Linked DNA regions of Homo sapiens: region 2 is linked to region 1. A link is a loop called in an ENCODE intact Hi-C map of the cell type or tissue named here. Cell type or tissue: heart left ventricle. All regions are shown on one strand. Links, peaks and the distances in the headings refer to the core of each region. The heading gives the core; the rest is flanking DNA. Region 1 overlaps ADAM22 (ADAM metallopeptidase domain 22). Region 2 overlaps ADAM22 (ADAM metallopeptidase domain 22).

The links. Peaks named below come from ENCODE experiments on the same cell type or tissue, not always from the same donor. Only the 100,000 strongest peaks of a DNase experiment are listed, where the experiment ranks them.
Region 2: it touches region 1 in a loop (2.2-fold over the local background); 3 of 110 quality-filtered maps call a loop at or near these places.

What each region holds. Positions count from the first base shown.
Region 1 is chr7:88,097,652-88,113,538 of GRCh38, forward strand. It overlaps ADAM22 (ADAM metallopeptidase domain 22), which reads left to right. Exons shown (of 32, transcript NM_001324418.2): 5 at 10,525-10,607. Among named protein-coding and RNA genes, the nearest start is that of SRI-AS1, 110 kb to the right of the region's middle. In heart left ventricle, for the core only: no CTCF peak of the experiment used is centred there; no DNase peak of the experiment used is centred there.
Region 2 is chr7:88,039,467-88,055,353 of GRCh38, forward strand. The region is part of intron 3 of ADAM22 (ADAM metallopeptidase domain 22); the gene reads left to right. Among named protein-coding and RNA genes, the nearest start is that of ADAM22, 110 kb to the left of the region's middle. In heart left ventricle, for the core only: a CTCF peak has its summit at 6,618; no DNase peak of the experiment used is centred there; H3K4me3 peaks cover 918 bases; H3K27ac peaks cover 729 bases.

The DNA of each region.
Region 1 (15,887 bases), core at 3,475-11,474:
ATCTTTTTCAGATATGACAAAAGAAAATTCCTCCTGTATTTTAGGAATGCACAAATATGTTTTCTCTTTGTGCAACAATCATCTAGTCAGTTATGTTTTTTCCTGTTACTAGTCAAACATCAACTACAGAATAAGGTTTTAGGTAATTCACAGTCTTTATGCTAAAAAGTCCATATAGAGTAATGCATTTAAATTTTATTATTCATAAAAAGGTACAATGATATAGTGGTTTCCTGGAAAGAGTTATAATTTCATGAGTTTGTAATTATATAGTAATTATATATTATGTGGTCCACATTGATTTTCCATTCTCCCAATTTAGAACTACATCTCAGAGAATCTGATAAGCCCCCTCTCTGCATTACAGTAATCTGTTGCTGAGCATTTTGTGGGAACCTAAAATTTTTAGTAGTCTGATATTTGTTATATTAGTGGGTGTCTAATGATTACTTGACAGCTGCATATTAATTTCTCTCGACTATTCTGTTACAAATAAGCAATTTAGGAAGCTGTGTTTGACTTAGTAAAATGGAATATTAAGTTTGCCATATTGTGTAAAAATAATGATGAGTATTTTAAAATAAAGAGATAGGAAACTAGAATGCTGGTTATAGGTAATTAAGATACAGGTTAATTTTATTAGATGAGTGATGCCATGGTAGACACCTCCAGTTTCTACCACTGAACCAAGCTTCTTAAAAGGAAAATCCCTGGATTGTGAATAAAAATTTACTTGGCTATGTATAAAGAGATGAATTATTTTACTGGTTTGAATAGTGTTCCCCAAAATTCACGACTCCTAGAACCCATGAGTATGACCTTATTTAGAAACAGAATCTTTTCAGTTGTAATCAAGTTAAGAGGAAGTCATGCTAGATTAGGGTGCGCCCTAATCCGATGGTTGGTGTCCTTACCAGAGAAAGGTATAGACATAGAGACACAGAGACAAACACAGAAAGTTATGGCCCCTATATTTTATGGTGTTCACCATCTTTTAATAAGATTAACTCCTTCCTCATCACTTTTATTCCTATCCAGTGGTTTTCTACTGTCTTTCTTTTCCTTTCTTGTGGAAACTTTTGCTACAATAATATTCTTACACATCTTTTCCTCTCCGGTGGTAATCATGTATCTTTTAAATGAAATTATTCTTTTTCATCGGCTCGTTTTATTTCCTTTTAATTTTTTAAGTCCATAATATGCCTAATCCTTTTGGTTTTTAAAATGTTTTTGATTGATACTACAAGATCCTAGTGCTCACCAATGAATGTTGAAATAGTACAGAGATTTTTAATGACTATGTTGTTAGATGCTGTTTGAACATTTGTACCCTGGAATGGAGTGGCAAATATTAATACCCAAAGGTGTTAACCAGTAGTGTATATGAGAGTTAAGTTACCTGTGATAAGATGGGCAGTATGTGCCTTATTTAGCTTTAGCTGATTTTTGTCTTGCAGGAAAATGGAAAAGTGGTAATGGAGTCTTACTCTTAACAGATCTCTTAATTTTTAGGGGAAGATGGAAAATCCAAGTTCAACAACTCTGAAAGTCTGAAATTTTATCCTACTTACAAGTTAATAGGCATTAGCTTGCTGCAGTTTTATCTATGCCGGCAGAAGACAGGAAACTCCTGGGTCAGAGACGAAGGACTTCATTACTCTGGCATTGGCAATAGCCAGAATAGCAACATTTTCTTACCCTGGTATCTTGAGCCTTAATTCCCAGAGGGTAACAGAGGAAAGGGCCGGCTAACCTGAGCACACAGTGCATTGTGTTACAACAAAGAAATTCCGAATTTAGGAAACCTGAATCCTTTATAGTGGGAAGTAAACATGCCTGCCCTTTGCTTTGAAGGGAGATTGTCTCCATCTTCCAAAGCTGTTCCCTATGCAAACATCATTGAAAGGATAGTCCAGAAGAATCTCAGACATTAAGGGGTTCTAGATACTTATTATAGTGAAATATTACTGAGTAATCTTTCAGAATTCATTTCCATATGTAACATTAAATATTACATTTTAATCATTTAAATTAAGCCTGATGATGTAGGGTAGTTGTATTTTTAAGGCTTTTGAAAACCTATAGTGCTAAGTTAAAGTCTAGGAAGTATTCATTTGTATTCTTGGTCTTATACTTTTATATTTCATAGATCCATATACTAACAAAATGAATTTTGAGGATCAACATAGGGTTGCCATTTCTTCTATTTTGCCATATATGAAAACAACCCTCTCAAAACATCTAAATACTATTACTATTGCTACCAATTTTAAAAAAATGAACCTAACCACTAATGCAATATGGCACTATGGATTGGATCCTGGAATGGAAAGAAAAAATTAAAGGAAAAACTGGTGAAGTCTAAATGTTCAGAGTCTAGTAAATGGTAATATACCAATGTCAGTTACTTGGTTTTGACAAATATACTAAAGAAATATAAGATATTAACAATGGGAAAACCTGGGTGATATACTATACTTCTCTATACCATCTTTGCAACTTTTCTGTGTATCAGAATTATTCCAAAATAAGTCTATTTAAAAAAGGAAAACAGTTGATATTTTAAATAATAAAGGTAAGGAAGTAAACATAGAACAAATGACAGTTTTTCAAAAATTAAATACATTTAGCTTTATGAAAAATTAAGTACACTGTACTTATTTTTATTTTTTTGACAGGAACTGATAAAGATTTTGAGATGCATTAGTATAGATTCATGGATTATTGGCATTTGGGAACCATGTGATAGCCTCACTTAATTTTAATTTACTGTAAATGAGAGGAAATAATCTTTTCACTTTTCTTAGCCTTTAGAATCAGATACTTTTAGAATCAATTATACTCTGTACCTGACCAGATATTTAGCCTATGTCCTTTTTGTGAATCCAGTCTGATTCTGTACAGTCACAGGTTATGAGTTTTAATCGGGATAGGTTGGTGGATCATCTTTAACATAAAATTTAGCTTTTTTAAGAATTTCCATTATGCAGCTGGCCCTAAGGAGACTTACTTTGTTATTTGTTTATTTTCTTATTTTAATTTGTATTAGAGATGCGGTCTCACTATGTTGCTCAGACTTGTCTTGAACTCCTGGCCTCAAGTGATCTCCCTCCTTGGCCTTCTAAAGTGGTGGGATTACAGGTGTAAGCCACCATGCCCAGCCTCCCAAGGAGACTTACAACTGGGAAGGTGGAGTAAAGATTGGAGGAGGGCAGGTTCCTGATGTTGATGCCAGTCGAGAGGGAGTTGAGACCAGGCAAGAAATGTGGTTTTGGTAGGAAAGCACCTGGTGGAACAGACTGCAGCCATGCAGCCACCAATGTGTCAGGACAGTGTATACCCTTGGGGGGAATCTAGGATGCAGTAGGGTTCAAGGACAGGCCGTTAGTTCCTGCAAGGTGGTATCAGCTAGAGCAGAGGTTCCCAACTATGGTAGCATATTGGAATCATCTGGGCAGATTTTTAAAATACCCAGGTCCCACCCTCTAGAGATTCTGGCGCAGTTGGTATGGGGTGAGGCTGTGAATTTTTTAAAAGAGCTTCCCATGTGTTACAATATGCTGCCAGGTTGGCAACTACTGTGCTAGGGTGGGGTGAGAAAGGGTCCCACTTGTGGAAGAGGGTGACTGGCATGAGCTTCCCAAACTGCATGGCAGAAGGCTGGTTCTAGGACCAGTGCCCATGGAGGGGGAGAAGGCTATGATTCAGTGAACAGAGCAGGAGAACAAGAGTTGCAGGGGCGGGTGTTTGGATCTGGAGGTGCCTACACTGGCCCTGACCCTTTTAGCATGACCAAACCATTCCTATCTGCCTGTGACTTTCATAGATGTAGCACTGAAATACCAGTATCCTGGGAAACCCCTTTGTCCCAGGCAAACTGGAAGTTTGGTTATTCTAGCCCCTTTGATCCAGGCCAAAGCATCCTGCATGATATCCTATGACCAGCACCAACAAAAATACAGCTCTGCCCTTCCTTGATATTCTTATCTCACCTTTTACCTTCCATTATGTTTCTGATAAAGCCAACTCTTTTTTGGGAAACAAGAAACAGAGTGGAGTACTACATTCTGTATCAGGAAGGGTCAGCTCAGGAACTAGTGTAAGATTTCAGTGAGCTTAGCAGTGAGGAGCTTCAGAATCAGAAACAGGAGTAGTGTAAAGCAGTTGTTCTCAAACTTTAGAATGCAGTAAAATCACCTGAAGGTTTGGCTGAATCACAGGTGGGTAGGCTGCATCCTCCGAGCTTCTGAGGAAGTCTATAGGGAGGCTTGAGAAATTTGCATTTCTAACAAGCTGATGCTTTTGGTCTGCAAACCACTCTTTGAGAACCACTGGTGTAAATAACCTTGACTTTGTAGCAGGCATACCTGGGTGTGGATGATCTCTCTCAGTCTATGGTTTCTCACTTGTAAAAGGGGGGAAATAATACTCACCTCATCAGTCATCATGAACTATCACATAATTCACTAAAAAGGATGTCCAGGATATGGTAGATACTTCCATTCTCTGAAAGATCTTTCTGTATCCTTTGCATGGGGACAGTTTGGTATTGAATATTTTTAGAGTTAACAATTCCAGATTTGATCATCAAAATCATGTAGAGGAACTTTTTACAACTATAAGAAACCTGGGGCCCTACCTCCTTGGAGATTCTGATTCAGCAGGCCTGAGGGAAGGCCCGGGCATCAGTTGGTTTAGAAAGCCTACCATGGTACTTCTGAGAGTCAGTTCTGGGAACTGCTATTTTGAGGAGCATTTCTCTTGTACAAGGGTTCTCAAGCACTGAATTTGTATTCAGTCATTTGGAGGATTTTAAAAGATGCTGATGCCTGGACCCCAGAGATTGTGATTTAGATGGTTGGGAGTAAGTCATGGGCATTGGAATTTAAAAGCTCCCGGGTGATTCTGAAGTGCAACCAAGGTTGAGAACCTCCCCTCTAGGGTATTCCTGGAACAAGAAAAACACGGAGTATTTGTTACAATGCAGATTCTTAGGTCTTACCTCAGAGCTGCCTGCACAAACTCTCTGGGCAAGAGACAGTATCTGCATTATAAATTGATGTCTTGAATTGTTATTCTTAACAAAGTTTGAGAATCACAGCTCAAGGGACATTATAGCATCCCTGAATATTGCCTGACTACACCTCCCTCACCTGTTTATATAGCACTTTACAGTGTACTTTACATTGTTATCTCATGGAATCTCCTGCATATCCTTATGAAACAGCTGGAGTAGATGTTATCTCTAGTTAATTGGTGAGGAATTGGATATTCAGGGAGGTTTTCTCTCCAGTAGCACGTGTGGGTATATAAACATAAATCAGGCAAATGTGCTTCTCTGAAAGGAGACAATAGCCTATTGGAGAAGTAAGACAGAAACAGGCATTCAGGTAGGAAGAGGTTGCAGTATGGTTGAAAAATACTATGAAAATTCAGAGAAGGAGGGGTTAGCAGGAAGTCATTTATGAGAAGGGAATTTGAGAAGGCTATTTGGAGGAGGTGGTTCTGGCCCATTTTAGAGCTGTCAAAGTCTAGTTTCCTTTGAGGAGCTTGATAGAGGGCATGTGACTATGGCTTTACAGCTGTGCTCCAATTGTTTCTCTTTATTAGGTTTTCCTCATTTTATGGCCCAGGCTGTGTAACTTCCTTTGTGTTATCATCTTGTCATATTTATAATAAATTCTATTTTTCCTTTGAGATTTTGCTATCTGTTTAATAAAAATGTGGTATGTCTTTGAATTTTATAAATAAATGATTATTTTGATGTTCCTAGAATAAAAAATTACAATAAATTTTTCTCCCATTAGGAAGATAAACCAATAATAGACATATAAACTATCGTCTTCATTTTTATAGAGGTAGATTTTTTTTAGCTATAACTATGTAGCTAAAAATAAACGTTTGTACTTTTATGGCTATGTTATTAGATCAAGGAGTATGAAGAAAGTTTCAAGGACAATGGATTTATTTCTGGAACAAAAGAGACAATAAGGAATAAAGCTATGACTGGCTGTCTGATAAAGAGCCCAACTCTGATAGGAAAAGCCCAAAAGGCTTTTCTCTTTTCCTGCAACATCTGTCTCAGATTATTGTATATAATACTTACTTCCATATAGCATACTTTTGACTTTTCTTCAAAAGTCATATGAAGACATGGAGAACCTTTATAATTGATAAGATTTGAGAAAGTTGGTTTGTTAGTGGTCTTTACTGAAATAGATAATTTTTAAGTAAAATGCAGTTTATGATTTTCAAATGCAGTGTATATTCTAAAACATGTAAGTGCAAAAAATACAATTATATCTGTCCCATTAGTTATTAAAATTTAAAATACACCTATTCTTTGACCTCCCAGGTCCATGTCTAGTACTCTATCCTGCATATATACTGATAGAAGTGCGCAGGAATATATGAAAGGATGTTTGTTGCAACATTATGACAGCAAAAAAGGAGATTATCTAAATGTCCATTAGTACAGGACTGTTTAAATGAATTCTGGTTCACCCCCGTAATGGAATAGTATGCCATCATTGGAAAAAATACTGTATTGATGTAGAAGGATGCCAAGCTTACCTTAAGAAAAAGAAAGTCAAGTGGCTGAACAGTGTACACAGTATAAAACTATTTGTGAAGTGAAAAGGATATATGGATATATGTGTATGTGTGTATGTATGCATCTACTTGAATGTACATAGACTATTCTTGGCATGGTACACAAAATGTGTCAAAAATGCTTACCATTTAGAAGGCATCTACAGCTTGAATAGTATATGTGAAGGGAGTATTTTTATTCTTCACTATGTACCCTTTCAATTCTTAGAATTTTTGCACCACATGTGTATTATTTTAAAATAACACATAAAATAATTATTTACAAAATAAAATATTAAATTTATATTTAATAATATAGTTTATATAAATTAAGAAAGCCCTTTAACAGCCTAACTCTTGGACTAAAAAACATTTCTAGGCATGTTAAAGGAAATAAAAGCTTCATTACTTCTTAGTTTAAATAATTATTGACTTATGATTAATAGTCCCTGAAAAATATTACAGCACAAAAATGAACTTTCACCATTATTGCTAATAATTACATATACCACCAGTTGAGACCTCAAGATTTGAATTGTAGTAATGCAAATTGAGATTTTTTTTTTCCCCTGGTGTTTATGCCTCTGCTGAAGTGTCATGGAAACATTTAATAATGATTCAACCATATTGAGCTCTTTGCTTCATTTGCCACGTTAGGCTTTTGTGCAGATGCATCCTGATCATCTGCTATTTTTGGCTTGACTCCTATTTTTTTCAAATCAGAGATTAGTGAAATATTGTTTTCCATTATTGAATCATCTATATAACTCTCCCCAATATAATGGAGGAATGCTTTTAAAAAATGAATTATTTGTCCTTTTTATGATTTAATATAACATGTTTCCAGAGTTGCGTTTTTGAAGAAAACTGTAGTAATTTATAAAATAGTATGCTTTGACATTGACATGTATTCTCATGACTATCAATTTCCATTGTTTTCTAGTCTGATACCATAATTCTCGAGAATTTTTTTTGTTTCTACTTCTCTTTATTTATCTTTGTTTCTACTATCTTCATGTGTTACTGTTCACTATGAGGCTCAGACTTCTAAGAGAAGAAGGTCTGATTCGGTTAGTCACTGTCCAATATAAGGAAACACTTATAGACAGAGTTCTGTCTTTATCAGGTCATCTGTTGACTGTTGACCTTTTATGCCTGGCCAACACAAAGCTAGAACTTTGATCTCTGATCCAATCCGATGTATCCAGGAAATCACGGGCATCTAAGTGATAACATCCTCTCATACACTCAGAATCTGATCTGTGGACTGTTCACCAGTCCAACAGCCCAACACACATTATTGTAACTTTTGTTAAATTTACTCTTAGCCCTGATGACAAAGTAGAATACAACACAACAGAATAAAAGAATAAACCAGCCTAGGGGAAAGTTTAGATTTGCCTTGCATAACTCACAGGTTCGAGGTTCAACATTGGGGATAGGACACAGGCCTTGTATCCACATAAAGTTTTCATCCCTACTTGGCAACTCCCCAGGTAGACAACCATAATCTCAGAGATTGTGGTTCCTATGTAGAAGAGGGATAAGAATATTTCTTTGTAGGATTGATATGAAGATTTAGTGTGATTGTGTATGTAAATTGAGTAGAACAGTAACAGACACAGTAATTATAATAGCAGCAAACACTTGTTGAGTACTTCCTATGAGCCAAGCATTACTCTAAACTCTTTATGTCTATTAGCTCATGTAATCCTCATAACAGCCCTATGAGATAATTATCTCCAATTGACAGATGAGAAAATGGAGGCACGGGCAGTCTCTGTAATTTGTTTAAGATTACACAGCTGGTAAGGGAAGGCGCCAATAGCTCACATTGTTAACATCTACACTACACTGGTGCTCCACATGAAGTCAGTGCCCCATGTTCTAGTGTCTAGGACTTGTTTCAGCCCCCAAGACTCTGTGGCCTTCTGGGTTCCATTCCCTGTACAACCCAGATGTGAAGTACCACCCTATCTTCTCCATTAAATGCAACCGCAACCCTCAGTTCATGATGATCAGTGGCTCCCCTGGGAATTTGGAGGTGGTTTAAGGTCCAGGATTGCATTGTGTACCATTTTACCTGCTCTCCACCCCCTCCCCAAAGCTGAGAGTTACCAGCTTCTGTGGGATTATCTCACAAGGAGCAGTAGTCTCAGGCTAGGCTGGTTTCCTTGGAATTTCGGTGAAGAAAATGTCTTCAGTCTGTTACATCTCCATGTCATCCTGTTCTCTCTCCTCCATTTGTGAAACACTGAACATTTTAAGTAGTGTCAGTCCTTAAGTCATACTGTGAAGTAGGTAACATTTGCGCCTTTAAACCACCCATCCTATCGGTCCTTTCTGTTTCACTCTTTCGTATCTCAGTGAGTCAATTTAATTAGAAGCTTTCAGCTACTGAAGAAATAGAAGATTGGTGACAGGATGGAAAGAGGTCATTTAGAGAAGAGCTTCTCGAACTTTAATGTGCATATGAATCATCTAGGGACTTGTTAAAATACAGATTCTCTACAGTAGGTTGGGGGTGGGGCCTGAGATTCTGCATTTTTAACAACCTCCTAGTGATGTCAATGCTGCTTGTCTCTGAACTGCACTCTGAGTAGTAAGTATTTAAAGGTGACATCCTAAGATGGCAGAAGATTTACCTTCTTACCTTTCCAGGCACATTGAATCCAAATAAATGAATCTCTCTTAGTAGAATTTTATTAATGCAATTGGATGCTAAGAAAAACTTCACAATTTAAAACCCCGCCCATAAACTGCTTACCAGTTAAAGCCATTGCTGGTTTCAGAAAAGAATAGTATGAACCTGTTTATCTGGTAATCAATATAAACACTGTAAAAACAAGCATTTCCTCCATCAATATAATTTAGTGACTCTCAAATGATTTATATTCATTTTTACTTAGTTTTATGTAAAAGAGTATTGCTTTGCTGCTGCTCATGATTGAATTTCTTTTTTTTTTTTTTTTTTTTTTTTTGAGACAGGGTCTCTATCGCCCAGGCTGGAGTACAGTGGTGCCATCTCAGCTCACTGCGACCTCCACTTCCCTGGTTCAAGCGATTCTCCTGCCTCAGCCTCCCGAGTAACTGGGATTACAGGCATGCACTACCACATCCAGCTAATTTTGTATTTTTAGAAGAGACAGGGTTTCACCATATTGGCTGGGCTGGTTTGGAACTCCTGACCTCAAGGGATCCACCCACCTCAGTCTCCCAAAGTGCTGGGATTAGAGGCATGAGCCACTGCACCTGGCCCATGGTTGAATTTCTTATAACTAGGAAAGCAGATGATTAAACTTTGGTGCAAGGGTCACATATGTATTTCCTTTCTTTTCTTTTTTTGTCATTTTTTCTTTTGAGACAGAATTTCACTCTTTTTGTCCAGGCTGGAGTGCAGTAGCACAATCACAGCTCACTGCAGCCTCAAACTCCTGGGTTCAAATGATCCTCCTGCCTTAACCTCCCAAGAGGCTAGGAATACAGGTGCATGCCACCACATCCAGCTAATTTCAATTTTTTTTTTTTTTGTAGAGACAGGGTCTTGCTATGTTGCTTAGGCTGGTCTTGAACTTCTGGCCTTAAGTGATGCTCCTGCCTCGCCTCTGAAAGCATTGAAATTGTAGACATGAGACACTGTGCCTGACTCCCCATGTGTATTTCAATATCTCTTTCTTTGTTCCTCTAATATCACCTACATAAAAGAAAGGTCAAGTCAACTTTTATTTCCCTGAATTTTGATTTAGAGTCAGCTCACTCAGAGTGTTTATGAATAATTCTGTTAGAAAAGATTTGATAATGCTAATCTGAATAATGAAATATCATGCAGAGTTCTAGATGTGGAGGTGCATTGTGAGTAGAAACCTCCTGTGAAATGAAGCAGCTGATTCTCCTTGTGATGCAAAGACTTACATTCTTTATTTCTGTTTTCAGGGAGGAGAGCACTGTTACTACCAGGGCCATATCCGAGGAAACCCTGACTCATTTGTTGCATTGTCAACATGCCACGGACTTCAGTAAGTGTTCAAAAAGTTATTTTTACTGTTTGTTTTTTCAATAATTTATTTTCTTTATTATGAATGCACTATAGTAGATATCCCTATTTTGTGTCAAGAAATGACTTTAAATTGGTGATGGATCTGATTTTTTTTTTCTCTTTTGTATTTTATAAACCAAGCAGATTTTTAAATTAGGGTTGCAAATGGTCGGGCGTGGTGGCTCATGCCTATAATCCCAGCACTTTGGGGGGGTCTAGGCAGGCAGATCACCTGAGGTCAGGAGTTCGAGACCAGCCCAGCCAACATGGTGAAACCCTGTCTCTACTAAAAATACAAAAATTAGCCGGGCATGGTGGCAGGTACCTGTAATCCCAGCTACTCGGGAGGCTGAGGCAGGAGAATCACTTGAACCTGCGAGGTGAAGGTTGCAGTGAGCCAAGACCATGCCACTGCACTCCAGCCTGTGGGATAGAGCGAGACTCTGATTCAAAAAAAATAAAGAAAGAAAGAAAGAAAGAAAGAAAAGTCCTACATTTTGCAAAAGAAAGAAAAAATATATATTGTCAAGAAAAAAGATAAGCATACTTTAAGGAGATGCTAGACTCCATCTCAAAAAAATTAAATAAAATTAGAGCTGCAGAAAACAGAGGCTTTTGAATTTCACAATGATACCTTAAAATGATATTTGAAGCATTTTTCTAGTTTCATCCAAATTCAGACAGGAGTGATTTGGGTTAACTTTGGTGTCTGTTTCTGTGGATGTTTAGCCCCTTGATATTCTTCCCTACTCCTTCTTTATATTAGTTTTTATATTTTTGTCAAATAATAGCAGTTTCAGTAAATGGAAACGCCTGACTCCTTACACAAAGAGAAAAGGCTGCTAGTGATCTCAAGAGCTCATATGTCTTTGCCCCTTTTTTTCAGCCTGAATCCCACCTAATTCATAGCAAATCTGTGGGAGGGTCTGTCGTTTCTCAGAGATCTCCGAGGAACAAAGTTCATCCTTCCTCAAGGCCTTGCTTCCTTTCTCATAACCTTCTCTATCAAATAATGTTTGCTGATGTTTAACATGGGAATACATCCACTTCCTCCATCCTGTCGATAATGATAATGCACAGGTGGTTGTTTCTTACTTGTTTTGTAACCCCTTATAAAGCTACCGTGTCATTCCTCAGCATTCTCTTTTAACTAAATCGTTTCATTTCCTTCTTGTTTGTTTTACTTTTTGGCACAGAACAATCCAGCACTTTAATTTTGTTAAATTTTCGTTGAGAAACTTTAAAATAATTCCTTTTTGTTACCATCTTAGAGATGTGGCTTTTCATCTAACAAGCAGTTACTGGGTGTCTCCTGTGTGCCAGCCCTAGGAATATTAAGGCGATTGAAACACAAGTCCTGGGAGCTCACAGTCTCATGAGGAGGCCAAATCTAGCCCATTTCCTGATGTGGAACATGATAGGTATATTTGCTTTTTTTTTGAGAGAGAGAGAGGAAAAAAAAAAAAACAAAACTGGGAAAAATGCAAGCTAAGCATTGTCACCGAAGAACAGGTGGCACCTAAGGGCTCTGGAAACATGCCACCTGAAGACAGTGGAGTGCAATAGGTTGGAATAGCCTATCCAAGGGAGAGGGTTACACTGACAGATCTTAAATCTAGGAAAGAGAGCTAATGGACACGGCCAGAAAATCTAGCTAGTCTGCCTGAGTGACACCTCTGGTCAGGATCTGGGAATAAGCATATTAGGCAGAAAGGAAAGAATATAAGTGTAAGTTAAATAACCAGAGACAGGAGGCCATGTGTCTGAGAGCATGGAAGACTTCCATTTCCTTGTTTGTGCTAAAAGACTACTGTGAATAAAGGTGTACATTTATTTACTTTAAATACATTATTTGAAGAAAGAGGTTTTTACAAACATGGAATCCATGCTTAATATCAGACAGTCTCTGTTTTCTTATTAGGAAAAAGAAACATTGAAGTCCTTTTCAGCAGTAAAATTGTTACATCTGAGCTCAAGACAAGCACATCTGTCACCTAGGAATAGTACAGTGAGACCTGTTCACATTTGTGACAGCAAGTGTATATTGGGGGTAAAAAATGAAGTGTTTTTTTTCCCCTTTTCTCTCTCTTAAAATCTCAATCCAAAGTCCTAGTGTCAGCATCTTTCTCAGTACTCGTTCCAGTCTGCCTTCTGGTTTTCCAAATGGACTCAATGTTGTGAGAATCAGAGAGAAGATATTTGTGCCTTCTAAGGGCTATAAATGGACCTGAGAACCTAAGAATGATACCTGTTACTAATCCTACTATAGTCTTGTAAAGAAGGATTGAAAAATAACTTTTAGGCCGGGCACGGTGGCTCACCCCTGTAATCCCAGGCATGAGCCACCATGCCCACTTTTCTTTTTTCTTTTCTTTTCTTTTTTTTCTTTTCTCTTCTCTTTTCTTTTTCTTTTCTTTTGTTCTTTCATTCATTCGTTCATTTGTTCGTTCGTTCATTCATTCTTTCTTTTGTTCATTCTTTTCTGTCAGAGTCTCACTCTGTCCCACAGGCTGAAGTGCAGTGGTATGATCTCAGCTCGCTGCAGCCTCCGCCTCCCAGGTTCAAGCCATTCTTGTGCCTCAGCCTCCTGAGTAGCTGGGATTACAGGTGGCTGCCAGCATGCCCATCTAATTTTTGTATTTTCAGTAGAGACGGGGTTTTGCCATGTTGGCCAGGTTGGTCTCGAACTCCTGACCTCGTGATCCGCCCACCTCAGCCTCCCAAAGTGCTGAGATTACAGGGTTATTTTAATTAAGTAAATTTTATATCTCCTTTTAAGAATGTTTTTATTTAAAACTAAATAAAAATAAACAGAAAACCTATCGTGTGTCTTGGAACATTGTCAGAATTGTGTATGACCATTTTAGGCTTTCTTAGACTTTTATGAGCACATAGGATAAATATAACCTTGTATCATCTTGTTGTTTAGTAATTATTGCTTCTCATCTTGACTTTACTTTCTGGAAGAAATGTTTTGGGGGGATGTTATGAAATATTGAATAATGTATGTTGTCCCAATTACAGTGGTTTAGATATGAGATATATTATGTCATCCATGACTCATCCTTTATAAATTACCAAGTGCGTACTGTTTTTTTTTTCATTTTTGATTTATTAAATTCAGTTCAATAATATAAATAAGGGAAAATCAGATTCGTATATCTTTCCCATAAAGAACCTGCAAGGTCACATTTGTTTGGAGTCAAAGGACTAATAGGCAATGTTTTGATCTTGGTGTGTTTGGTGTTAATGCAAAAATCTTGTTACTGTGGGAACCTTAAAGCACGGAGTTAAGTTTGAGTTTATTGCCCTCTTGTGGAAATTTGTAAGAATGGCTTTTTCATTTCAAAATCTTATTTTGATACAACCTTTTGAAATTTTAGCTCAATTGGTCTGTGACGACTTGGTCTTAGCTATAGGTTTTTATCAAGTATACTGTTATGGACTCAATATAAAAATTAGGATTTATATAAGTAAAACAAAAATATTTCAGTTCTCAAAGCATATAAAACACATGTATTTTTTCATTATTAAGGAATTAATAATGGCATATTATCATATAGCAATCTAGAGTCTTCTGAGATACAGATAGTGTCAGAATCTGTTGTCTTCATATTGCCTACATGATGTTTAAGTCCAATAAAAAAATGACTTTCTCATTGGACATTAACCTAGTATAAGGATAAATAACACTCAGTACTATTTTAAGAAAATAATCTGCTTGCTACTTTGTTGGTGTTGCCACGTGAATTTTGGCAAACTATGATGGTTTCATATGACTTTCTGGATGGATATGGCTAGTTCTCAGCAAGGGTAGAGAGATACTCCCTGCCATATTTGGTCTACGTTTTTGAAAGGCTCCCCCTCTGACTCCTTGGGCACATATTGTCAGTAATGTCTTACAAACTGCATCTGTTTATGTTTAAATTCCAAATAGAATGTCATCCAAATTCAGAAAGTACATGTGGCTGAAAACAGTGCAGCTGTGAGAATAATCATTCTGTGAGTATATAGAAGTTGAGGACATGTGGAAGATGTTATAGCAGGAATGAAAGAATTTGGATAGAGGCAGAACTTGGAGGCCATTATAATTATAGCTCATGGAATTTCACCAATTTCACTAAATCTTCAATGAAAGACAAATACTAGTTTATGTTTAGGAGCTTGGCTGTCACATAATCATTTCTACCAAAAACTAAAAAATTACTACAGCTCATAGCTTTGCTACCCTCAGATGCCTGAATGATAAGACAAGTTTCTTTAACATCATAAAGGGCCTGATCTCAGTAAAAGGATCATGTTCTTCTAAAAGCAGCAGCTATCAGAATCTGTCTGAGTGGGAGCTGAGGCCATTTGTATATTGAAGTGCTCTCCAGAGGATTTCTCAGATGGCTGGTAGCCACCCCCAGCCTACGAGGTCCAAAATGGAATTTTTTATTTTTAAAGAAATATAGGGTCTTGCTCTGTCACCCAGGCTGGAGTACAGTGGCACAATCATCAATCACTGCAGCCTTGAACTCTTGGGTTCAGGTGATCCTCCCACCTCAGCCTCCCAAGTAGCTGGGACTACAGGTGTGTGCATCACCAGGCCCAGCTAACTTTTTAAAAATTTTTTGTAGAGAGAGAGTCTTGCCACTCACTACGTTGCCCAGGCTGGTCTCAAACTCCTGGCCTCATGTGATTTCCCCCCGCCTTGGCCTTCCAAAGTGTTGGGATTCCAGATGTGAGCCCCATGCCCAGCTCAAAACTGAACTCTTAAAGGATTTGCATCCTTCCCTCTGCTTCCTGCTTCCCTAGGCCCATCCCGAAAAGTTCTTTCTGCATCCCCCCTGCCTGCCCTCTTTTTTTTTTTTTTTTTTTTTTTTTTGAGACAGGGTCTCACTCCATTACCTCTTTTTTTATCTTGTTAAATGACATGTCCATTTTTCCAGTTGCTCAGGTCAAAACTTGGAGTCTTCACTAACTCTTCTCTGTTTTACGTACTTTGTTTCAAATCCATCAGTAAATCCTACTGGTTGTACCTTCAAAATATATCTGGAATTTGACCAGTTCTCACCACCTCTACTATTACTGCTCTGATCTAAGCCAGCATCTTCTTTCGCCTGGATTATTGCAGTAACTTCCCTGCTTCTATCCTTGCTGTGCTAAAAATTATTGTAACATAGTATCTGGCATGATCATTATAAAACTTAAGAAAGATTGTATTTCCCATCTGCTTAGAACTTTGCAGTGGCTCTTCATCTCTCTTAGAGTAAAAGCC
Region 2 (15,887 bases), core at 3,354-11,353, 58 kb before region 1:
ATATATATATATATATATACATTTCATGTACGGTGGCTATAATCTGAACCTGATTTTGTTTCTATATCTTTCCAAATATTAAGGATTCCAAGGACAGGGACAGATAATATAATTATGGTTGAAATGTTTTTCATTCATGTTTGCATGTGTGTGTGTGTGTGTCTGTGTGTCTGTGTGTCTGTGTTTAGTATGACCAGTGGTGATTACTGTTTGGCATTTATTACGTATCTAAAAAGAGAAAGAATGAGCCACTTTTCTTTTTCTCACTATCTTGTTTCTATCTGTGTTATTCTACTGAATATACTCTCGCCACTTTACCAGTAACATACTAGTCTTCAAACTTAATGACCGTTTTTGTCCTTGGATTCTCTGTAGGTACTTGAAAAGGCTGATTCTCTCATCCTCAAAACTCTTAATAGTAATTCTTCCTTCCTTTTCTCCAGCTTCTTTTTAGCACATCTTCCCTCTCTAAATGTAGACATATCCAAGCCTGAGTCAGTGTCCTTTTCACTCTCCCACTCATCACAGTTCAACCCTATTTCTGTAGATATTTGCTAAGCCTGACCTCTTTCATGACTGTTCTCCCCACACCACCAGTTCCTATTGCATCTTTCTCAAAGGGTCAGGATTTCAGTTATCACTTCAAGATCAACACTTCCATTTTTTTTTTAATTTTATTTTTTGAGATGGAGTCTTGCTCTGTCACCCAGGCTGAAGTACAGTGGTACAATCTTGGCTCACTACAACCTCCATCTCTTAGGTTCAAGCTATTCTCCTGCCTCAGCCTCCTGAGTAGCTGGGATTACAGGAACCCGCCACCATACCCAGCTACTTTTTGCATTTTTAGTAGAGACGAGGTTTCACCATGTTGGCCAGGCTGGTCTCGAACTCCTGACCTTAGGTGATCCACCCGCCTCAGCCTCTCAAAGTGCTGGGATTACAGGCGTGAGCCACTGAGCCTAGCCAACACATCCATTGTTAAACTCATCAGCTTACTCCCCATCACCATCAGGTCTTCTAGATTTTCACACATCTGTAAGTGGTTCTGTCTATACTTCCCCTGTCATCCAAGTTTATTAAATATCTGTTGCAGATGATGTGGTAAAGAGAAAATTAAAATTTTATTTAGTTTTTTTTTTGTTTTGTTTTTCTATTGCTGTGTAACAAATTAACACAAACTTAGTGGCTTAAAATAACACAAATTTATTATCTCACACTTTATGTGGTTCAGGATTTTGTTTTCAGATGAGCTGGGTCTCTGCTTAGGGTGAAGTAAAGGTGTTGGCCTGTTTGCTTGTTCAGATGAGCTGGGTCTCTGCTCAGGGTGAAATAAAGGTGTTGGCTTACATCTGAGGTTTGGGGGTTTTCTCAGAGTCATTCAAGGTTGTTGGCAGAATTCAGCATTCCTTGTGGCTCGATGACTAAGGTCCCTGTTTTCTTGCTAAGAGTTGGATCAAAACCTCTCTTAGCCCCAAAAGGTCACTCTCAGATCTTGTCCAATGGCCCCTTCCATAGGCAGTTTATAATATGGCAACTGCTTTTTCCAGGCTAGCAGGAGAGCTTTTGCTATGGCTTCTGACCTGATTAAGGGCTCACAATATTAAATTAGGCCACTCAAAGTTGTCTCCCTTTTCATTAACACAAAGTCAGCTGATAAAGGACCTTAATTACATCTGTGAAAACCCCTTTGCCATGTAACATTATATGGATGGTAACCCATCGTATTTACAGTCCCACCAATATTCAAGGGGAAGGAATTGTGCAGGGGGTATACACCTTGGGGTGGGAATCTTGGGGGCTATCTTAGAATTCTACTTACCACAGGACAGATGGAATCAAGAATGGTAGTGAGTGCCATCATTAATTATTTGCGGAAGTTAAAATAGTTATACTAACATAGATGGTGCCAATGGAATGCTAGCTTGGAGTTTTACATTAGTATGTGCATGTTTGTGGAAAACTATACTAATTACACATCCATATATATTTTATATATATAAAAATACCTAAAAATGTTTTAATATACTCATCTATATCTATACATTCATTTTATCTTAAATCTGTCTTTGTTACCTCTTTGTAAACATTTCCCACAACTCAACTATATTTGAATGTGAAATTTAAGATTAATTTTGCAAATATCATGTTTTTAATGAGAGATACACGCCAGTACTTTTGCCCTTATCCTTTGTTATAAAATTCTGGACAATTTAACATGCTTTTTTCCCTAGCCCAGGTAAAGTGTAATGTAAAGTGACTGCCTTCCTCTGTCTTCCCAGATAAGGATAATTGCTTCTGGTGAATAATCAAATTATGGCTTTCATCCTCTGACCTTTGAAGGAATAGCATTCCCTTTATTTTAAGTTGCCTTTGTGTGTATGTGTGTGAGCCAAGCCACATTTTGAAATGCAATTTTTCTTAGAAACAGATCTGTTGAGAAACAAAATAAAAATGTAGATTTCTTATTTGAATAGAGAGAAAAGTGTTTTTCTCTGGTTTCTTAAAATGTATTTATAAATAGCACCTGTTTCTATGTAAATATAGAGATTTGTTGTTAATTGTTCTCTGCTGGTATTGCTAAAATTGATGATAGAGCTTTTCTTTGAGTCATATCTATACTGTATTGTTTGCTGTACTGTCTAAATCATTTCTCCAATCTAAGAAGAAAGTTTATCTTCAGGGGAGGGCTTTCTCACTGTTTTCCATTGATTTTGAATACATCAGAATCTATTGCCAGTTTTTGATTGTTTATTTAGTAGGCCATAAGAAAGATTCAAGTTTACTTCCATTTTGCAGAGGGTTTGAAAATTTATAAATTTTCCAAATATGGTGTGTTAGCTAGAGCATCTTGTAGGGAGGAAAAATGTGAGAAGTGAACTTTGGTTTCATTTTCAAATTGGTGGATTATGTTGATCTGGTATATAGCTGGTATGAAACTAAATACTGACACTTAAAGACTTAACTGTTTTGTTTGCCTGTTTAATTTGGAGCTGCTTATAGCTATTGAGATCATTACATGCAACAATCTTTTGTATATTTATTCATAGATTACTCTGCTATACAGCCTTTAGCTTTATACTTGATTTGAAGTTTGAAATGAAATTGGAAATTAATATTTTTACCTTTACTCACATGCACATTCAGTCTTCATTTCTCTCCATTGACTTAGCATTTCTCTTCATTTAGGAAAAAAAATAGATTTGTGGCTCAGTTAGTAATTATGTTCATCCTCCAATTCAAGTCTTTCCTGAACTTGTTCAGGTCAGGCTGACATTTTGCACTTGATTAAGGGAGACTCGATGATAGCTAGGAATCCACAATATAATATCTTGTTCTTGAGTGTGACTTAATGTGCTTCTAACCTAATCTCAAGGTGTCCTGATTGTCTTGTTCATTCATTGATATTTCTTCCTATTTCCTTGGCATACCAGATCAAAATTTGAATATATTAATAGCCTTCTAAGGAAAGAAATACACCATAGCTGTAAAAGAAGAAAAAGTTGCTTCTGGTAGCAAGAAGGTGGATGACACAAACTTCCTTGCGCAATGGTGACCTTTCAATTAGCTTACCTATTTTCTCTGTTCTTTGAGGGTTTGATGCTAGCTGCCCATTTCAAATCTGCAGCTTCAAACAATATTGCTGTTTCTTCTTTGAAACATAGATCTCAGGGAAGTGACTGTTGGAAAAGTAATAATAATGATTCTGTTTATTATTTTATTAACTGTATATATTAGTACAGATAAATGAACACATGGATAAAGAATATTCTATACTTTGGGAGGCCGAGATGGGCAGATCATGAGGTCAGGAGATCGAGACCATCCTGGCTAACACGATGAAACCCCGTCTCTACTAAAAATACAAAAAATTAGCCCGGCGTGGTGGCGGGCACCTGTAGTCCCAGCTACTCGGGAGGCTGAGGCAGGAGAATGGTGTAAACCTGGGTGGCAGAGCTTGCAGTGAGCCTAGATCGCGCCACTGCACTCCAGCCTGGGTGACTGAGCGAGGCTCAGTATCAAAAAAAAAAAAAAAAAGAATATTCTACTTTTCAGGGTAAGATTTATGCCATTCCATATTATAGAAAATGTATGCTAGCCAGTCTCAGTGGCATGCGCATGTAGTCCCAGCTAGTTGGGAAGCTGGGGGATCACTTAAGCCCAGGAGTTAGAGGTTCTAGTATGTTACGATTGTGGAGTGCCCTCCAACATGGGCAAGCCTGGATAGTGAGACTCCATCTCTTAAAAAAAAAGAGAAGAAAATGTATACTTAAAAATTTATATTTATTTCCAATTTGAATCAGTGAAAAAGCTGAGTAAAGGTATAGACAAAATAAAGAGCATTTACATTATTTATTTCAGATACATCCATGCAAATCCACACAAGTCCATATGTGGATGTAAATTGTGGAGAGTTTTTAATCAGTGTGCATGCCATTTAAAAATACAAGAGATCCTAGGGAAAATAATTTCCATTTTTAGCATCAAAGATACTTCATCTGTTTTTATAAATGTGTGTTATATAAATCAAATCAACTATTCTTCTCATTGCTACAGTATGGCATACATTAAATCCAAAGAGAAGTACTTGTTCTTGAAATTAAAATAGGGAAGCCAAACAATATGTCAGTTATTAAAAAGTAGATTTTTAAAATGATTTTCAAAATTGTAGTCAAATAATAGCCCTTGACTGCTCTCAAATATTACATTGCAGTTCCACTCTTAGCTAAGCTATTGATAATTCAATTATTTGAAGAAAGTGGTTTAAAATTAACTTAAAAGTTACTCTTCCCTTTTGGATAATAGATTCTGCATCATATCATCTATGATTATGATGATGATGTCTTTAGAGTGCTCAGGAACTGCTATGTTATCTGCTCTGTTATGTGGTTCCATAATGATAACATGCAGATGGATGTATACGTGGAATTTTCAACTAAAAGCTCCTCGATTTGGAGAAATTTATTAAATTCATATAATGGAGACTTTTTGTTTGTTTTTGAGATGGAGTCTCACTCTGTCTCCCAGGCTGGAGTGCAGTGGCGCGGTCTCGGCTCACTGCAACCTCCCCTTCCCGGGTTCAATCAATTCTCCTGCCTCAGCCTCCTGAGTAGCCGGGACTACAGGTGTGTGCCACCATGCCTGGCTAATTTTTTGTATATTTAGTAGAGACAGGGTTTCATTGTGTTAGCCAGGATGGTCTCGATCTCCTGACCTCATGATCCACCCGCCTCGGTCTCCCAAAGTGCTGGGATTACAGGTGCCTGGCCTTTTTTTTTGAGAGGAAGTCTTGGTCTTGTCAGTTAGGCTGGAGTGCAGTGGCGCGATCTCGGCTCACTGCAACCTCTGCCTCCTGGGTTCAAGTGATTCTCCTGCCTCAGCCTCCCAAGTACCTGGGATTGAGGCACCTGCCACCACACCTGGCTAATTTTTGTATTTTTAGTAGAGACGGGGTTTCACCATGTTGGCCAGGCTGGTTTGGAACTCTTGACCTCAGGCGATCCGCCCACCTCGGCCTCCCAAAGTGCTGGGATTACAGGTTTGAGCCACTGCACCCGGCCTTTTTTTCTTGAGACAAACTCTCGCTCTTGTTGCCCAGGCTGGAGTACAATGGCGTGATCTCAGCTCACTGCAACCTCCGCCTCCCGGGTTCAGGCGACTCTCCTGCCTCAGCCTCCGGAGTACCTGGGATTACAGGCACCTGCCACCACACCGGGCTAATTTTTGTATTTTTAGTAGAGACAGGGTTTCACCATGTTGGCCAGGCTGGTCTCAAACTCCTGACTTCAGGCAATCTGTCCACCTCAGTCTCCCAAAATGCTGGGATTATAGGCTTGAGCCACCGCACCAGGCCTAATAGAGACATTTCAACCATGAATCTCCTTTGTTAATTCTTTCTATGTCTTGCAGTTAGGTTATTTTTTTTTTCTTGTTGCTTTCCCACCCAGCTTTATTAAGATATGATTGAAAAAAATTGTGTATATTTATGGTATGCATGATGTTTTGATGTATGTACATACTGTGAAATGATTACATCAAGTGAATTACTTTATCTGTCACCTCACGTACTTTTCATGTTTTTATGGTGAGAACATTTCACCATTTCCAAGTATATAATACATTACTAACTGTAGTTACCACAGTGTGCAATAGATCTCCAGAACTTATTGCCCCAGTATAATTGGACTTTTGTACCTTTTAACCAGTGTCTCTCTGTACACCCTCCTCACTTCCTCCAGAGTCTGGCACCATCATTATACTTTCTCTTTCGTGAGTTCAACTTTTTTAGATTCCACATGTAAATGAGATCATGTAGTATTTGTCTTTCTGTGCCTGGCTTATTTCATTTATAATGTCCTCCAGGTTCATTCGTGTTGTTGCAAATGACAGGATTTCCTTCATTTTAAGGCTGAGTCGTATTCTATTGTGTGTGTGTGTGTGTGTGTGTGTGTGTGTGTGTGTGTGTGTGTATGTCACCCTGTTTTCTTTATCCATTCATTCATCCATAGATACTTAGTTTGACCCCATATCTTAGGTATTGCGAATAGTGCTGTAATAAACATGGGAGTGCAGATATCTCTTTGACATACTGATTTCATTTTCTTTGGATGCATACCCAGAAGGGGGAGTGCTGGATCATATCATAGTTCTATTTTTAATTCTTGGAGAAACCTCCAGATTGTTTTTCCTAATGGCTGTACTAATTTATATTCCCATCAACAGTGTGTGAGAGTTCCTTTTTCTCTACATCCTCACCAGCCCTTGCTATCTTTTTGTTATTTTTTGATAAAAGCCATTCTTACTTGTGTGAGGTGATATCTCATTGTGGTTTCACTTTGCATTTCCCTGATTATTAATGATGTTGAGTATTTTTTCATTTACCTGTTGTCCATTTGTATATCTTCTTTGTAAAAATGTCTATTCAGATCCTTTGCCTATTTTTTCCATCATGTTATTTGTTTTCTTGTTATTGAGTTTTTTGAGTTCCTCATATATTTTGGATGTTAACACCTTATCAGATGTTTGTTTCAGAAATATTTGCCCCCATTTTGTAGGTTTTCTCTTCATTCTGTTGATTGTTCCTGTGCAGAAGCTTTGTAGTTTGGTATTATGCTATTTGTTTATTTTTGCTTCTGTTGCCTGTGTTTTGGGGGTTATAGCCAAAACAATTATTGCCCAGAGCAATATCAGGAAGCTTTTACCCTATGTTTTCTTCCAAAAGTTTTATAGCTTCAGGTCTGTGTTTAAGTCTTTAGCCTATTTTGAGTGTTTTTTATATATGTCATGATTTCAGAGTCTGATTTTATTGTTTTGCATGTGGTTATCCAGTTTTCCAACACTATTACAGTTAGGTTAATTTTTATAGGACTTTCATCTTGAATAGTTCTTTAATGTGCACTGGCCACTTTGTTGATACAATATAAAATCATGGGCAACTTAGTTTTACTCTTTTTCATTAATAGTGGAATGTGGTTGTTCAGATGGTAGACTCAGGAATTAGACCTACGTGGGAATACATCTTGGTGTAATCATTCACCAGCTGTGGAACTTGGTGCTTGTTCCTTTCACTGGCCACTTGTGTACCTCCTTGGGCTTGCCATTTGTCTTCAGGCATCTATTTCCTAGCCTACCAAATGAGATCATATTTATAACTACCTTCCCAATTGGCTGTTTATTTCTGTGATCTATGGATGCATTTAAAATACCTAGTACAGTTCCTGGCACACCATAAATGCTAGCTGGTGGTATTATTTCCTCAACTTAAACTCTCAGGCAGGCTTATCTTTTCTCTACCTCTGTAGTTTTTTCCCTGCCACAGCTTTGCTGTTGTTATTCTTTTCATTTGAAATGTTCCTCTATGCCTCTTTACAAACCATGGACATTTAATCTATCTTCCAGCAATTAAGTCTTCATGAATCCTGATTTGACTGTTCTAATTCACCAAGATCTTTTCTTTTCATGGAGTCTGTGTGTCTACTGTCAGTTCTGTTTATTGTGACTCTCAATGATACATTGGGATTTGATTTTTGTATTTTCTTGTTTTGTTAATAAGACTCAAAATTCCATGCAGTCAAGTGCTCTCTAAATTTTTACATATTTCTAAAAATTGAGCACACAGGCATGTTTTGGATTTTTTTGTCTTTTATTAAAAAATGATTTTTTGTTATGTACCATGAACTGTATGTATTCTGAACATTGAAGATACTACTAATTATTTTAATTGTTAACAATTTGATTAAGTTATATGAGTTTGTAATACACTGAGATACATTCAAATTTCCGTTGTTATTTATTTTAGCGGGATCTTTCACAAAAATTTATTTTTAAAGTGCCATGATTAGATTACACGTATGCAGGGCACTGAATTTATAAGTAAATGGATCAAATAAATAAATGCATCAGATGTATATACATTTAAATAAAATTATTCACATATACATATATATAAGAAAAGTGAAATACATTTTTTAAAAAGATGAAAATATAAAATTAGCAATAAAAAAGAAGTGAAATAAAAGTAAAAATGGAAGTTTCTTGAACTTCTCTGCCACTGGAATACCTCTCTGGCCATGTTTTCTTCTTATGTCCTGCCCTGTTGCTAGACTTCCACAACTTTTGAAATAAATATTTTCCCTGTTATATTATTGAATCTGATAATATTTGTGCTGATCGGCAGCCTACTTTTTTCACTGTTTATTTTATAAAAATTTTTACGTTTCATAAGTAGATCCCTATGGTATTTTTAATAGTTACATAGTATGCCAGTGTATGATTGTTTTGTAATTTATTTAACAATTAACTTCTTAGTGGATAGTTAGATTGTTTCTAGTATTTTGCTGTTATTATATGAATATCCTTCACATATTTTACTATTCTGGGCCAATTATTTTCTTTGGACCTTTTCTTAGGAGAGGCATTTTGGTGACTAGAAATATATCCTCTATTTATACTGCATATTGTCAAACTGCCTTCTATAAAGTCTATACCAATGTATTCACTCAAGATTAACCTGTGTTCCTAAATTTTTATTAATCTTTTAAAATACTTGTTTATGTTAGGTAAAAAATTTCATCTTTCAATATTCTTTGATTCTGGAAAGATTGAACATATGTTTTGAAATGTATATTGGCCATTTGTAGGCATTTTATGAATTGCTTCCTAATATACCATTTCCATTTTCTACTAGAATGTTCACCTTTTCTTATTAATTTATACATTAATAGTATCAACTATTTTTTATATACAGGGTGGTCGCTAAGTCTAGAAACACAGGAAAATATATAATAAATGGTTTATAGATATTATAATTCATGATCAAATAATATCTGTTTCCAGATTTTATGGCTACCCTCTACATTCTACAGATAATTCCCTTTTCTCTCCCTACCTCCCAGTATGTCATTTATCATTAACTGAGTTTAGTGTGTTTTGTCAGAGGGATTATTTAGATTTTTATCTAAAAATGTGGCCAAATTTATAGGGATGTTTTATTTTCAGTTTTGGCTTTGGTTTTAGAAAGGCCCTTCTCATTGAGGAATTAGTCACCCAAATTTTCTCCCATGACTTTTATTACTTTATTTTAAATAATTGATCATTTAACCCACTTAGAATTTATATAGGTGTTAGTGTGAAGTAAGGCTCCATCTTTATTTTTCAGAATGGCCTGCTGGTTGTTCTCAGAAGAGGCCTCCACCTGAGGCTTTAATGACTGCTAACTAGCAGATTTCAAGCTCTTGGGAAATCCCTAACATCTCTGAGTCTCACTTTTCTCACTTGTAAAATGGGGAGTTAGAATATTTCTTATCTCAAATTGAAGTCCATGTAGGGTAAATAACTTGTCCAGAGTCTAACATCTTTTCTCATTTGGAATAGAACTTTACCCTGTACACTGTTTCTTTTTTTTTCTTTTCTGTTTTTTGTTTTTTGTTTGTTTGTTTGTTTTTGAGATGGAGTTTCACTCTTTTACTCTTGTTGCCCAGGCTGGAGTGCAGTGGCACAATCTTGGCTCACTGCAACCTCCGCTTCCCGGATTCAAGCAATTCTCCTGCCTCAGCCTCCCGAGTAGCTGGGATTACAGGCATGCACCACCACGCCCGGCTAATTTTGCATTTTTAGTAGAGACAGGGTTTCTCCATGTTGGTCAGGCTGGTCTTGAACTCCCAACCTCAGGTATCTGCCCGCCTTGGCCTCCCAAAGTGCTGGGATTACAGACGTGAGCAAGTGCACCCGGCCTACCGTGTACATTATTTCATGTGTCATTTGGATAACTATAGTTTGGGGTGAAAGGGATGATTTTTACCTTGATCATAAATTGAGAAATCTAAGGTTAGAGTTAGTGAATGGTATATAGATTCTTTTTTATTTTTGGTCAGCAGATGTTATTTTAAATTGATGAAATATATTATTTTATATAAAATACTTTTCATAACAGAAACTTTGAAATATGAAGTGCTCTCAGAAGAATTAGTAATGTTACTTTGTAAAAAATACAAGAAAATGTCAACTCAGAAATCAAAGTACAGATACAGAACATGGTTTTTATTTTGATTTTGTTTAAAAACTCTAACCTCAAGATGCTTTCTTGTTTAATAAATATAATGTAAATTTTTGAAAGATTTATAAAGAATTAAACAGGAAGGCCAGGTGTAGTGGCTCACACATGTAATCCAAGCACATTGGGAGGCCAAGGCAGGAAGATAACTTGAAGCCAAGAGTTCGAGAACAGCTTGGGCAGCATAGCAAGCCTCCATCTCTACTAAAAAAAAAAAAAAAAAAAAAAACCTGGGCATCATAAGGTGCATGCCTGTAGTCCCAGCTCCTCAGAAAACTGAGGCAGTAGGATCACTTGAGCCCAGGAGTTTGAGGCTGCAGTGAGCCATGATTGTGCTACTGCACTGCACTCCAGCCCGGGTGTCAGAGTGAGACCCTGTCTCAAAAAAACAAAAAAAGGAATTAAAAGAATTATACCAGAGAAAATGAGAAAATGCCCAGAGTCAGTCTTAGTGATTTCAGGATAACTCAAAAAAAAAAAAAAAAAGAAAGAAATTAAAAAATATTATTGAATGGTTTGTAGTCACTGAAGTCAGAGCTAGAAAAGACCTTAACTTACCTGATTTTTCTTTGATTTGCATTCTCTGATGGCCAGTGATGATGAGCATTTTTTCATGCGTCTGTTGGCTGCATAAATGTCTTCTTTTGAGAAGTGTCAGTTCATATCCTTCACCCACTTTTTGATGGGGTTGTTTGTTTTTTTCTTGTAAATTTGTTTAAGTTCTTTGTAGATTCTGGATATTAGCCCTTTATCAGATGGGTAGATTGCAAAAATTTTCTCCCATTCTGTAGGTTGCCTGTTCACTCTGATGGTAATTTCTTTTGCTGTGCAGAAGCTCTTTAGTTTAATTAGATTCCATTTGTCAATTTTGGCTTTTGTTGCCATTGCTTTTGGTGTTTTAGACATGAAGTCCTTGACCATGCCTATGTCCTGAATGGTATTGCCTAGGTTTTCTTCTAGGGTTTTTATGGTTTTAGGTCTGACATTTAAGTCTTTAATCCATCTTGAATGGCGATCATTAAAAAGTCAGGAAACAACAGGTGATGGAGAGGATGTGGAGAAATAGGAACACTTTTACACGTTGGTGGGATTGTAAACTAGTTCAACCACTGTGGAAGACAGTGTGGCAATTCCTCAAGGATCTAGAACTAGAAATACCATTTGACCCAGCCATCCCATTACTGGATATATACCCAAAGGATTATAAATCATGCTGCTATAAAGACACATGCACATGTATGTTTATTGCGGCACTATTCACAATAGCAAAGACTTGGAACCAACCTAAATGTCCATCAGTGATAGACTGGATTAAGAAAATGTGGCACATATACACCATGGAATACTATGCAGCCATAAAAAATGATGAGTTCATGTCATTTGTAGGGACATGGATGAAGCTGGAAACCATCATTCTGAGCAAACTATCACAAGGACAGAAAACCAGACACCGCATGTTCTCACTCATAGGTGGGAATTGAATAATGAGAACATATGGACACAGGGTGGGGAACACCACACACCGGGGCCTGTTGTGGGGTGGGGGGAGGAGGGAGGGATAGCATTAGGAGATATACCTAATGTAAATGACGAGTTAGTGGGTGCAGCACACCAACATGGCACACGTATACATATGTAACAAACCTGCACATTGTGCACATGTTTCCCAGAACTTAAAGTATAATAATAAATAAAAAAAAAAAGAATGTGGTTTTTCAGTAGTCCATTTTTTGCTATTTCTTAACAAGTTTTATAGAGTCTTGGCCTTTGACTTAGCCTTTTTATATTATCATTTCATATTGACTATTGAAAGGGTCTTATACTAGACCCATTGTGCCCACTGAGTAGGAGTTATGAGATGAAGTTATTTTGTTCTTTTTATTTTGGTAAAATTATTTTTTGTATTTTTACCTTTGCCTTTCAACAGGGCATCCTTAAATATCCCTCCAAATTCAGAATATGGGTTTAGGCTGGGTTTAACTTGCCAGACTGCTTAAAGCTGTTTGCTAATTGAATTTATCCAAATATATCATTTGTTGCAACTTTGATGTGTTTGTTTCACTCATCCACCATGGGCCGTTTACTGCCCACCACTTGGGGTGTCCCTGCTATCCACTTCACTTTGTAAACATTGGAAGATAGTTGAGTACCATGAAGAAAACAAAGACCTCGGGCTTTAGCACATAAAAAAAAAATTCCCGGCCGGACGCGGTGGCTCACGCCTGTAATCCCAGCACTTTGGGAGACCGAGTCGGGCAGATCATGAGGTCAGGAGATCGAGACCATCCTGGCTAACAAGGTGAAACCCCGTCTCTACTAAAAATGCAAAAAAAAAAAAAAAAAATTAGCCTGGCGTGGTGGCGGGCACCTGTAGTCCCAGCTACCAGGGAGGCAGAGGCAGGAGAACCCGGGAGGCGTAACTTGCAGTCAGCGGAGATCACGCCACTGCACTCCATCCTGGGTGACAGAGCGAAACTGCGTCTGAAAAAAAAAAAAGTTCCCAGATGCTGCTATTTGATTAGATTATCATATTTTGCATACTTTTAGAATCTTTAGCAAACATAACCTAAAATCAAAGTACACAGTACACATATCACAAAATTTGTGATAATTTTTGGCTGTTTTTCCAAACAGATTGAAGCTGCACGTGATAGTTTCCTTGTTTATCTCTATTGTTCCTTCCACACACCCATGTGACATTTATTTTCTTTGTGGTTGACTGAGAAAAAAAGTTAACTTTCCCATGTCCTTCCCCGGTCAGCTATCCTGTTTGCCTTAAATTCTATTGCTCTTCACTTGTGTTGGTACTTTCAGGCCTTTTTCACTAAACACTGTCTCTCTTCAAATACCTTCTCGGCTGCCATCATTCATGTTGAATCTTTCTTCAGTTAAAAAAGTTCAGCATGGACTTTTATGTTTTACTTCATTGTTAAATGTATATTATGGGTTAAATGTATTTATTTTTTTGAAAATATTATATGGGTATAGGTACAGAATTTTAAAAAGTTTCCTTTACATCTCTGTCCTCCAGTTATCCAGTTCCCCCTTTGAGCAATATCTATTATTGCATTTATTGTCAGTCTCCTTCTTGAGGGAGCCCATGTATTCATGTATGCATGTATATGTGAATATACACAGACACACAGACACACATACTTACAGACACACACATAATTGTATTTTTTGTATGCAGATGTTGGCATATTAGGTACATCCTACTGATATCTCTTAGCAAAAGCCAAGAGTTGGAGACCAGCTTGGGCAACATAGCAAGACACCCTCTCCGCTAAAAAAAAAAAAATTTAGCTGGGCATCATAGTATGCATGCCTGTAGTCCCAGCTACTTGGGAGGCCGAGGTGGGAGGGTCACTTGAGCCTGGGAGTTTGAGGCTGCAGCAAGCCATGATTGCACCACTGCACTCTAGCCAGGGGAACAGAGCAAGTATCTCTCTCTCAAAATAATAATAATAAAAAGACTTAAAGAGAAGAGGAAATGCTCAGAGGCATTCTTAGAGATTTCAGGATAACTCAAAAAAGAAAGAAAGAAAGAAGGAAGGAGGAAAGGAAGGAAGGAAGGAAAGAAAGAAAGAAAGAAAGAAAGAAAGAAAGAAAGAAAGAAAGAAAGAAAGAAAGAAACCAAGTAAAAAAGATATCTTCACTTAGCAAAATATCTTAGAGCTAATTCCATACTAATACATGTAGAAATGTTTCATTCTTTTTAAGGGCTACATAGTATATACCATTTGATGGATTTACCATAATTTACTAAATATTCCTCTGTTAAGGCTCATTAAGTTTGTTTACAGTTTTTTATTATTACAAATGGTGCTGTGGGCTGGGCATGGTGGTTTATGCCTGTAATCGCAGCACTTTGGGAGGCTGAGGCGGGCAGATCACCTGAGGTCAGGAGTTCAAGATCAGCCTGGCCAACATGGCGAAACCCGATCTCTATTAAAAATACAAAAAATTAGCCAGGCATGGTAGCATGCGCCTGTAATTCCAGCTACTCGGGAGGCTGAGGCAGGAGAATCACTTGAACCAGGGAGGTGAAGGTTGCAGAGAGCCAAGATCATGCTACTGCACTTCAGCCTGAGCGACAGAGCGAGACTCCATCTCAAAAACAAAAACAAGTGGTGCTGTGATGTCATGTACACATGTTTTTATATGTGTATTATATTACACATATAGGATTATATCTATAGGATAAATTCCAGAAATGAAATTGCTGAGTCAAAGGGAATACATAATTTATATTCTCACCAGAAACATATGAAAGTTCCTTTCTCATACCCTGTTTCCATCACATGCAACATTGCTCTAGCTGTTTTTGGCTTCCCCGTAGGGCCCTGAGGTGATGTTCTCCCATACTTCTCTCAGTTTTTCTGTTGTTATTATATTATTAGAAAGCTCTGCCTATTATGTGCCTGTTCCACCACAGCTCCCTCCATCCCACCAGTCTGTTTTCCTTCAAGACTCAGATCTATCATACATTCATCTTAGAAACATCCTTGCTCCATAATCACCATTCTGTTCCCTTCCCCTAGAACTTTCCAGGCCTGATTAGGTGCCCTCCTGTGTGTGTGTGTGTGTGTGTGTGTGTGTGTGTGTGTGTGTGTGATTCCTCTGCACACATGGTCGGTTTCCCCTGCACGCTTCTATTATGGTGCTCATCACTGTGAATTGTGTTCGTGGGTTCTTTGTACATTCTTTCGCCATTTTCATCTCTTTGTCCAAAACACTTTTCCTATGTCAACATGTAGTAGAGGCTCAGTAAATATGTTTTTGGATAAGATAACTTAAATCCAGTCAGAATTTTAGAATTAGATAGGGCCTTAGTGATCATTTTATATGTTTACTTTATTAGTGAAAAGTAGACTTTTAAATTTTAATGTTTTAAATTCAAAATTCAACAATTCGTTGTTTTAAACTTCTTTAAGAAAAAAAACAAACTAATTAAAGTCAGTAGTTTTTTACTTGCCTGTGACTTTTTTCTCCCTGGGTTCAAATCAATACCCCAGTATTACGGTCCTTAATGTACAGGGGTTTTATAATGGAACATGCTGCTGTTTCTTCAAACTCAACAAATATCAGATATATATATATATATCTTTTGTTTCTTCCCATTTTCCTTCTTGCTCAACTATCCTTTGTTCTCAGGACCTTGCTCCCTAGACCTGCCCAAGTTTGGAAAAGACTGAGAGGGAAGGAAGCTGAAAGCAAAGAATCACTGTTCTGGCTGGGTGCAGTGGCTCATGTCTGTAATCCCAGCATTTCAGGAGACCAAGGTGACAGGGTTTCTTGGGGTCAGGAAGTAGAGATCAGCCTGGGTCACGAAACT